3 separate regions of the Homo sapiens genome follow, and regions 1 and 3 are each linked to region 2. Evidence: chromatin contacts called from ENCODE Hi-C or POLR2A ChIA-PET data. All regions are on one chromosome and are shown on one strand. Each heading gives the region's core, a stretch centred on a gene start or an enhancer-like site at or near the end of the contact. The rest is flanking DNA. Distances are from core to core; before and after follow the strand shown. Region 1 holds the start of UBXN11 (UBX domain protein 11). Region 2 holds the start of ID3 (inhibitor of DNA binding 3). Region 3 holds the start of SH3BGRL3 (SH3 domain binding glutamate rich protein like 3).

What was found. Hi-C counts contacts between places; a loop is a spot of excess contacts on that map. ChIA-PET counts read pairs that join two places held with the same protein, here RNA polymerase II (POLR2A). Pooled maps may share reads with other maps.
Region 1: a loop to region 2 is called in a pooled map, with 8 times the contacts of the local background. The contact joins the promoter of UBXN11 here to the promoter of ID3 in region 2. A Hi-C loop is called at or near these places in 3 of 50 pooled maps. POLR2A ChIA-PET finds 5 or more read pairs at or near these places in 2 of 52 experiments (H1 and activated CD4-positive, alpha-beta T cell).
Region 3: POLR2A ChIA-PET joins it to region 2 with 11 read pairs in naive thymus-derived CD4-positive, alpha-beta T cell. The contact joins the promoter of SH3BGRL3 here to the promoter of ID3 in region 2. A Hi-C loop is called at or near these places in 1 of 50 pooled maps. POLR2A ChIA-PET finds 5 or more read pairs at or near these places in 2 of 52 experiments (Caco-2 and naive thymus-derived CD4-positive, alpha-beta T cell).

The regions. Positions count from the first base shown.
Region 1 is chr1:26,305,090-26,308,206 of GRCh38, forward strand. UBXN11 (UBX domain protein 11) reads right to left here and starts at 1,547. Exons shown (of 15, transcript NM_001389556.1): 1 at 1,503-1,547. RefSeq lists enhancers at 1,338-1,387, 1,788-1,877.
Region 2 is chr1:23,558,251-23,561,335 of GRCh38, forward strand. It overlaps ID3 (inhibitor of DNA binding 3), which reads right to left and starts at 1,251. Exons shown (of 3, transcript NM_002167.5): 1 at 877-1,251; 2 at 685-769; 3 at 1-165. The coding sequence starts at 1,176. The coding sequence ends at 710. All of the region lies in intron 2 of LOC124903876 (a long non-coding RNA gene), which reads left to right. RefSeq lists an enhancer at 121-250 and silencers at 1,191-1,450, 1,318-1,564.
Region 3 is chr1:26,278,476-26,281,336 of GRCh38, forward strand. SH3BGRL3 (SH3 domain binding glutamate rich protein like 3) reads left to right here and starts at 1,611. Exons shown (of 3, transcript NM_031286.4): 1 at 1,611-1,728; 2 at 2,290-2,457; 3 at 2,583-2,861. The coding sequence starts at 1,681. The coding sequence ends at 2,648. CEP85 (centrosomal protein 85) reads left to right here. Exons shown (of 14, transcript NM_001319944.2): 14 at 1-333. RefSeq lists enhancers at 1,132-2,019, 2,020-2,861 and silencers at 1,395-1,966, 1,443-1,892.

The DNA.
Region 1 (3,117 bases), core at 297-2,796, 2.7 Mb after region 2:
CCCTCAATACTTTTTTTGTTTTGTTTTTTGAGATGGAGTCTCGCTCTGTCGCCCAGGCTGGAGAGCAATGGCGCAATCTCGGCTCACTGCAACCTCCGCCTCCCAGGTTCAAGCAATTCTCCTGCCTCAGCCTCCCAAAGTGCTAGGATTACCGGCGTGAGCCACCCCACCTGGCCCATCTCTATAATTTTCTTACTTCAAAAAAGTTACACAAATGGAATTATACAGTATGCAACCTTTTTCATAAAACAGCTTTGAGATATAATTCACATATTTCACCTTCTTACAGTGTAATTTTCTTTTTAGTATATTCACAGAGCTGTACTACCATCACAATTTTAGAACATTTTCGTCAGCCTAAACAAACCCTGTACCCTTTGGCAGTCACCCCCAATTTACCCTCCAGCCCCCACCCCTTTTCCAAGGCAGCCTTAGGCAACCACAAATCTACTTTCTGTTCTATAGACTTGCCCACACTGCACATTTCATATAAATGGAATATATACTAAAATATACTAAAAATTGAAATTTACACTTTAAAGGAGTGAAGTATGTAATACGTGAATTATATCTCAATAAAGCTGTCATGGGAAAAAAAAACAAAACTCCTAAACCAAATCCAACATTTTCGTCAAACTCACTTCCTCCCACTTCCCCCTTCTTAATGGGACCCCATCACCCAACCACATTTTTTCTCTCCTTCCTTCCCTCTTACGCCATCTTGCCTCTTACATCAAACCCTGCAGGCTAAACTCTCTCACATATAGCTGCCCCTTTCCATGGCCACCGTCGGCCGTCCTAGTGGGACTCTCACTGCCCATTCTGGGGGCTGTCACATGGCTCCCAACTGACTTCCCTACTTCCAGTGTCACTCCAGTCCAGTCCGACACATTGTCTCCAGGTTAATCTTCTCCCAGATTACAAGGGCCCCTGAAGGCAAAGGCTGCATTTCCCTGTCCGTTTGGGGGGACTCCTGAGGGCAGGGGCATATCTCTTTCTCCTTCAGATTAGGGAGCCCTGAGGACAGTCGCCTAACTCCTTCACTTTGGGGCTTCCAAGGGCAGGACTGTGACTACCCCTCAGGCCAAAAGGTCCTTAAGGCAGAGTTGTCACCCACTTCAGACCTGGCTCTGAGAGCAAATCTCTGCACCATGCCTCTACATCTTTGGAACCAAACTCAGTGCTGTGCTTGACTCACAACATTCTTCTTCACACCTCCTCGGCCTCTCCGTCATCCCCAGAGCCCAGAGCTCTGGCGGGGACACGGTCCGGCCCGCTGCCAGGACTCCCTAATGCCCCCAGGACGCGCTCAGGGAGCGACGTCTATCACGATCTAACCCAGCCCTGGAGGCCGTGTCGCCTCCTTCCGCCTCCACGCGTAGTCATGGTAAGCAGGGTCTTGAACCTCTCCTGTGGGAGCCGCGGAGCTCGCAGGCCCTCGGGGCTCGGGCTCCAGCCTGCGTGGGGACTCCAGGGGCAGAAAGGTCTTAAGCCAGACTCACCACGCAGGGCCGCTAGCCGTCCCGCAGCGCCGCCATCTTGTTGTCACGCGGTTTCCTAGGCGACCAGGACCCGTGCACTTCTCATTGGCTAGTTTGAGGGAGGCCTGAGCAACCTGCAGACAGCGAAGGTGGATACAGTCGCCTGTGCTCGGATTCTATTGGCCCACAGAGTCGGTATTCTTCGCGGGCGAATCCCAGAATGCACCGCTCTGAGAGGGCTCCAGGTCCGGGGCGGGGTGGGGGGGGGGGGTGGTTCGTTCCTACCCTCAGGTGCGGGAGGAAGGAGCCTGGGATTAGGTTAATGAAACTGCTGGCAGCCTCACATTCAGGACCTGAATGTGTGATCCCGACAGTGCCGCTATTTTGCTAAATTGATCTTGGGAGGAATTATCCCTCTTAGCTTATTTCCCCATATGATCAGTATTGTAACACGAAGTACTGTAATACTTCACGGAGGCTGCTTTGAGGATGGATTGCAATGATGCAAGTACTTAATAAATGTTTCCTAAATCTGAGTTTCTGTGACAAATCCTTGACCAGATTGGCGCCCGGAAGGGCGGCCCAAATTCTAGTTCCCTTGTGTTAAGAGTTGGGTAAGACAATTTCCCCTCCCAGAGCCTCATCTGTAAAATTGTGTTGGATTAGACTCAGTCACCAAAACAGCTAAAGGCAGTTAAGACCACGAACTTTGGAATTAGGAGTCCTGGCTCCTTACTGTGTGTTCTTGGGCACTTTATACACCTTAGTTTTTATATCTGTAAAACAGTGATAATACCTACCCCCACTGGGTTGCCGTGAGGATTAAATAAGGTAATGCAAAGTACACGATTTTAAAGGGGAAAGCCGAAACAGAAACACCTGTAGAGAGCACTTTTTCAAAAACGTTTCCTGCTGTTAATCATCATCATCATCTCTTCACCCTTTCAGCTGTGATGGTCTGGGAGTTTATGATTTCTGATCTCAGGCACTCACTTCTTTGTGCCCAGGTTCAAAAGCCCTTTCTCTGCACAACCCAAGAGTGTTTTTCTGTTGCTTTTTTTTTTTTTTTTTTTTAATTTTCCGTTTGACTTTCTAGCCTACCACATTCAGGGAAGGGTAGGCTCTGCTCACTGCAACATCCGCCTCCCAGGCTCAAGCTATCCTCCCATCACAGCCACCAGTGTAGCTGGGACTACAGGTGTGCACAACAACGCCCAGCTAGTTTTTGTATTTTCTTGTAGAGACGGGGTCTTGCCATGTTGCCCAGCCTGGTCTCAAACTCCTGAGCTCAAGCCATCCGCCCATCTCTGCCTCCCAAAGTGGACAGCATTCTTTATATGCAAATTGGAAGCTAAAGAGAGCTACTACTACTGAGTGCCAAGTACCAGATGGTAACATGAAATTTACAGATGAGGGCCGGGCGTGGTGGTTCACGCCTGTAATCCCAGCATTTTGGGAGGCTGAGGCAGGCGGATCATCTGAAGTCGGGAGTTCGAGACCAGCCTGACCAACATGGAGAAACCCCGTCTCTACTAAAAATACAAAATCAGCCGGGCATGATGGCGCATGCCTGTAATCCCAGCTACTCAGGAAGGCTGAGGCAGGAGAATCGCTTGAACCTGGGAGGCGGAGGTTG
Region 2 (3,085 bases), core at 1-2,500:
CCACAAGTTCACAGTCCTTCGCTCCTGAGCACCAGGTTTAGTCTCCAGGAAGGGATTTGGTGAAGTCAAGTGGGCAGGGCGAAGTTGGGGCCCATCCCTGCCGTCCGGCTTCCGGCAGGAGAGGTTCCCGGGGTCCCAGGCAGAACGGGCGCCAGCACCTGCGTTCTGGGCGGGGGAGGAAAGAAGACCAAGGAGCAGTCAGTTTCCGCCGAGCGTGCCGAGGCGGGGGCCGTCCGCAGACTGGCCGGCGCCAGGGAGGAAACTTGGTCTGTACCTCCAGCTGATAACTCCGCGCCCCACGCTGCCCCCACCCAGTTGGCGCCAAAGACCACAGGCGGAGCTTGCGCTACCCCTCCTACTTGGAATTGACACTAGCTGGGAGGGGGCTGCCGAAGACAGCTCCCTATACAACATGGAACAGAAAGACTTGTATTTAGTCGGACCCATGTCTACTTTGCCAGACCCTCGGCCACTGCGGGAGGGCAGGGCCCAGGCGCATTTAAGGCTTAAATGCACATCACATGGAAACTGACTCTGCCATTCATTTGATGCAACCATGGGCAAGTCACTTGTCCCTCTCTGGCCTCAGTTTCCCTAAACCGAGTGAGTGGCAATTTTTCAAAACGTCTGCCAACTCCAGGACTTGCCGTTTAAACCTCCCTCTCCAAGAGAGGAGATACTCACCTGGAGGTGTCAGGACACGGCCGAGTCAGTGGCAAAAGCTCCTTTTGTCGTTGGAGATGACAAGTTCCGGAGTGAGCTCGGCTGTCTGATTAGAGGAAAAGAGGGAAGAGTTACGCGAGGCAATCGGGAGCTCCGAGGGTCCCGCAGCATCCTTGCCTGGGTGTTCAGCCCTGTCCCGACTTCGAGGCTTACCTGGATGGGAAGGTGGGGGCCATCAGGGGGTCCAGGGGCTGGCTCGGCCAGGACTACCTGCAGGTCGAGAATGTAGTCGATGACGCGCTGTAGGATTTCCACCTGGCTAAGCTGAGTGCCTCTCGGGACTCCGGGTACCAGTTCCCGCAGGCGGGAGTAGCAGTGGTTCATGTCGTCCAGCAAGCTCAGCGGCTCCTCAGCTGCCGGGCCCTTCCCTCGGCCCCGGGCGATGGCCAGACTGCGTTCCGACAGGCAGCACACCGCCTCGTAGCAGCCGCGCACCGGGCTCAGCGCCTTCATGCTGGGGAGTGAGTCCAGAGGTGCCCCAAAGAGAAAGAAAACCAAAAGAAGTCCCGCTACAGTGACCTGCAACGCGCGCACGCTCGCCGCGGCGGTCACTTATAGAGCCTGCCTGGAAGGCACGCCTCTTTATTCAAAATGGCCCGCCTCGGCCCTGCCCCCGCCGGCCCTGGGCGTTCACAGCCCGCTTAAATTGCAAACAGGCTTCCTCCGGCTGGTCTGACGCCGAAGACCGCGGAGCCGCGGATTCAAAGAATGAGGAAGCGCTGATACCGGGGAGAGGCGGGCCTCTCCGCCAGCAAGGATTTAAAAATCACTCAAAACCATTAACTTCCAGAATTTGCTTTTTCCTGGCAGCACCCCAGATCTTTGAGCTTCCCTGCCCCCTGCCAGTCCGCCTTTAGCCCAACACTGGTTCGAGCCACAGCTCCTCCGAGGTCATAAATCCCTGAACAGCAAAGAAGCTCCCCCCACCCCCCGTTTTTTTTAAGCGAAAGATTTTTCAAGGGAAACTTGTAAGGAATTAGTGCCGCCTTGTTCCCCAATTTGCTGTTCGTCTGACCTCCAGACTCACTGGCGTCAGGAATTATCTTGTGACCAGAGGGAAAAAAAATTAATTGCGGTGAAGCTGAGGTTACAATGAAGAAAACAGATTTGCGCTAGGCGCTGAGATTGCAGAAGGAGGAGGGAAAGGGGGTTTGAGCAAAGAACACTATTTATTTGAGCAACAGGGGAAAAGAAGAAAGCTTGAGCCCATGCTTTTTGCATGGGGAAAAAAGGAGCCTGGACCCTCTGCCCCATAAACTCCATAACGAACTAAATATATGCACAGTTGTGCTTTGTGAGTTCAATTAGAATTTTGGACAAGGTTTTAAATATGGAGGCACAGATGGGACAATTTCTACATAAACCTTTTTAAGAGCCCCCCCCCACCCAATTGGGTCAGCAAATTTCTTAACTTCCCCTCTCTTCACTTTCCACACACCTCTGTGTAGAAAACAGTGGTAATTTCATTGCTCTATTGTCTGTCCCTTTCTGCTATGGAAGGGCAGGCCACCTGGACTTGATTATTCTTAGCCCTGCTGAAGTAGCTCCAGCTCCATCTGAAAGACCAGGAAAGGAACCAGAGGGCCGGCAAACTAAGTCCTGTATTGCAACAGGACACTGTGCTCAGTATTCTTTGATTCTTTGCTTGCCTTCTTGTCACCTCCCTAGACATTTGGGGACCTGCACTTCCAAGATGCTGCTTTCCATTTTGGAAATGACCAAGTGGGATTCCCCCAATAGTTGCTTTCCTAATGAATCATTGGTGAATATTTATGGAGTCCCTCCGCATAAAACAGTGGCTCCTGCTTTCAAGAATCTCACAATTTGGGGAGACAAGATTAACACAGGAAACAAGAGTTCGATAATGTGTGGCACTGATTAACAGGACAAGGGGGGCTCAGAGCCAAAGAGAGTCGCAAAACGGTTGAAAAGGACACTGACTGGGAATTGAGAGCCCTGGGTTCATCATGCTAGCCCTGACAATAATTTGTCATGTAATCTTGAACAAGCCCAGGTACTCTGGCTTTAATTGCCTTGTGAGTAAAATAGACGATGGTACTAAGTGATTATTTAAAATCCTTTCCAATTGTAGAAGTCCAAGGTTGTGTGAAATTTGGATATGTAGGTGAAAGATGCTGAGGGGCCCAAGGAAGGCATTTAAGACATGCCCAATGTCACACTACAAGTAATAGCAGAGCCAGTCTTGAAGCCTCGTTCTTTTCCATCAAACCACAGGGCTCTGTGGCCCAAGAAAGATTTCTTCCTGGAATGTTTTTTTCAAGGACAGGCTCTTCAGTAAGAAAAGAGGAAGAAAACCTGTGAGTGGGCAAGTCAGTCTTTACATGCTACAGCCGTCAAGTGC
Region 3 (2,861 bases), core at 361-2,860, 2.7 Mb after region 2:
GCTTTGGGCTGTTGGCAGCATCTTGGACCTCATGCCTGGGCCTGAATGAGGCTCTTTCTTAAGTGTTTTTACAAGTTTGTGTTTTATTTATGGAGTGACTTATCCCTTCCATTCAGAGCAGCCCCACCCAGCCAGCCCTTCAGCCTCTGGGCTCCTGCTGCTTAAAGGCAGAGCCGCCTGGTTGGTCTCCACCCTGTGCATTGGGAGCCCAGCCACCATGCTGACGGGTATTTTTCCTCATAAAGTTTATAACCAGTTATTTATATGAATCTTTGTTATGTCCATTTGTTTGTATTGCGTATTTTGATTATAAAATAAAGTATCTTAACAGACTCCTCAGTTTTCCATACCCTTCCATCACCACCACCACGCTATTCTACCCCTCACTTTGGCTTGTTAGAGCCAAACACCTGGGTGTTCAGCCAGGTCCCCCAGGCAGCAGCGTGGAGGAACCTTTGGCAGGTCCAGCCAGCCTCATGTCCCTATCTATCTCTGCCACCTCTGCTCCTCTGTCGTTCTATAGAACCAGATCTCTTCCCACTCACTTTCTCTTGGGCAAACCTTCCCTGAGTCATAACAGAAGTTTGTCACTGGAAAGTTTCAGCAGTCCTCTCAGGAAGTTGGCAGCCTCTGGGTTGCTGTGAGGAAGTGGCTTTACCAGAGCAAGGGTTGTCTTTCTGGGCTGTTAACCTGCCTGAGCCCTGGACCAGGGGGACATCTGAGAAGCATGATGTTGAGTGCCAGACAGCTAGGTCTCCAAAGTTGGGCTCGTTGCTGGAGTCTGCCCCCTCAACCGCTGAATTCTTGCTGGGAGTAGTAGCAGTTTGGGAATGCCATCTGCAGCATGGAGCTGGGGTTGAGCTTGGACCACCCCAAGACCTGGGGTGGATCTTAAGGGTCAGCTTGAGCCTAGGCTCTCGAGTCCTGACATCATCCTCTACCGCCACGCTTTCCAGCTGTCAGCCTTGGTCTCCATCTGGTTCCTTGAGGGTGTGGCCTCTGCGTCCTGCTATCACCCTTCCTTGTCTAAACCTTCCCACCTGAGTGGAGAGGAACTTGGGGGAAAATCTCTAAGCATGGGCTCTTCCTGCTGTCCTATGCTTCCTATCCCCTAGGGTTAGTGGTGCGTGTTGGGTGGTGGAGCGAGGGATCCCTTGGAGCAAGGTTCTTAGAGAACTTTGGGTCTGAAAGCAGCTCAAACCTTCCAAAGCCCCAAGCTTCCCTGTGCTATTAGAGCACCTCCTCCTGGAGAGAGCGGCTCTCGTGGCTGGGGAGTTGGATGCACCAAACCTGTGTGCGGCTGGAGAGGGAGGCTTCTGCCAGACCCTCTCCCGGGCCTGTCCTGCCACCCAGGCCCCTCCCCAGTCTCACACTGAGCTCCAGATCAGGGAAGGGCCGAAAAGGACGATCAGGGCAGCCGCAGAAGGGGCGCCCTGCGTGGGACGGGTCCGTTGCGCGCCTGGTAACCGAGGGGGAAGGGAAGGGGCCTCTGGCGTGCGGGGCGGTGTCGCGCAGGTCCCACCCCGCCTGCCCGCGCCGCCCATTGGTCCCGAGCGCGATGACTTGGCGGGCGGAGCAGGAAGGAAACCGCTCCCGAGCACGGCGGCGGCGTCGTCTCCCGGCAGTGCAGCTGCCGCTACCGCCGCCCTCTGCCCGCCGGCCCGTCTGTCTACCCCCAGCATGAGCGGCCTGCGCGTCTACAGCACGTCGGTCACCGGCTCCCGCGAAGTAAGTGCGCGCCCGGACTGGCGCTGGGGGAAAGCGCAGGGCTGTATCCCGGTGCTTTGGACCCTAGCGCCCGGGACCCACCCCCAGGACGGGGGCGGGGTGGGGGGAGTGCGTCGGCGAGGTGCTGGGCACGGTCTCCCGGACCCGGTCCCGAGGCCCCATCCTGAATGTCTTCATCGGGCATCCTGGGTCCTTTGCAGCCGCGGCATGAACTTCCCGTGCCCATCCCCCATCAACCCCACACCCATTCTCTGCACTCCCACTACCGGGCTGACCCTGACCACGACCGCAGCCTGCCCTCCCCTCCCCTCCCCACCCTGAGCCTGATCCCACTTCCCTTCACTCTGACCCCCTCCCCCGTGGCTGATAATCCCTCTCTTCATCCTGCACCACCTCAAGCCTGACTCATCCTCCCAACTCCTAGAGGCCAGAACCCTCCCCTAGTGTGGAGGGGAATGGGGGGACAAAAGCTCCTGGTCACAGCCTCTCTCACCCTGCCCAGCATTTCCCCCATAAATCCTCCAGCCTATCCACTAACCCCTACCCACCCTCTGTCCCCAGATCAAGTCCCAGCAGAGCGAGGTGACCCGAATCCTGGATGGGAAGCGCATCCAATACCAGCTAGTGGACATCTCCCAGGACAACGCCCTGAGGGATGAGATGCGAGCCTTGGCAGGCAACCCCAAGGCCACCCCACCCCAGATTGTCAACGGGGACCAGTACTGTGGGGTATGGGCTGGGGGACGGGGGGGTGGGGGGAGTGTTGGAAGAGGACTCTAGCCAGGGTCATATCTGCCACAAAGCACTTGGGCCCCCTGCATTCAGGTGACCACCCCTCGCCTCCCCTTCTCCAGGACTATGAGCTCTTCGTGGAGGCTGTGGAACAAAACACGCTGCAGGAGTTCCTGAAGCTGGCTTGAGTCAAGCCTGTCCAGAGTTCCCCTGCTGGACTCCATCACCACACTCCCCCCAGCCTTCACCTGGCCATGAAGGACCTTTTGACCAACTCCCTGTCATTCCTAACCTAACCTTAGAGTCCCTCCCCCAATGCAGGCCACTTCTCCTCCCTCCTCTCTAAATGTAGTCCCCTCTCCTCCATCTAAAGGCAACATTCCTTACCCATTAGTCTCAGA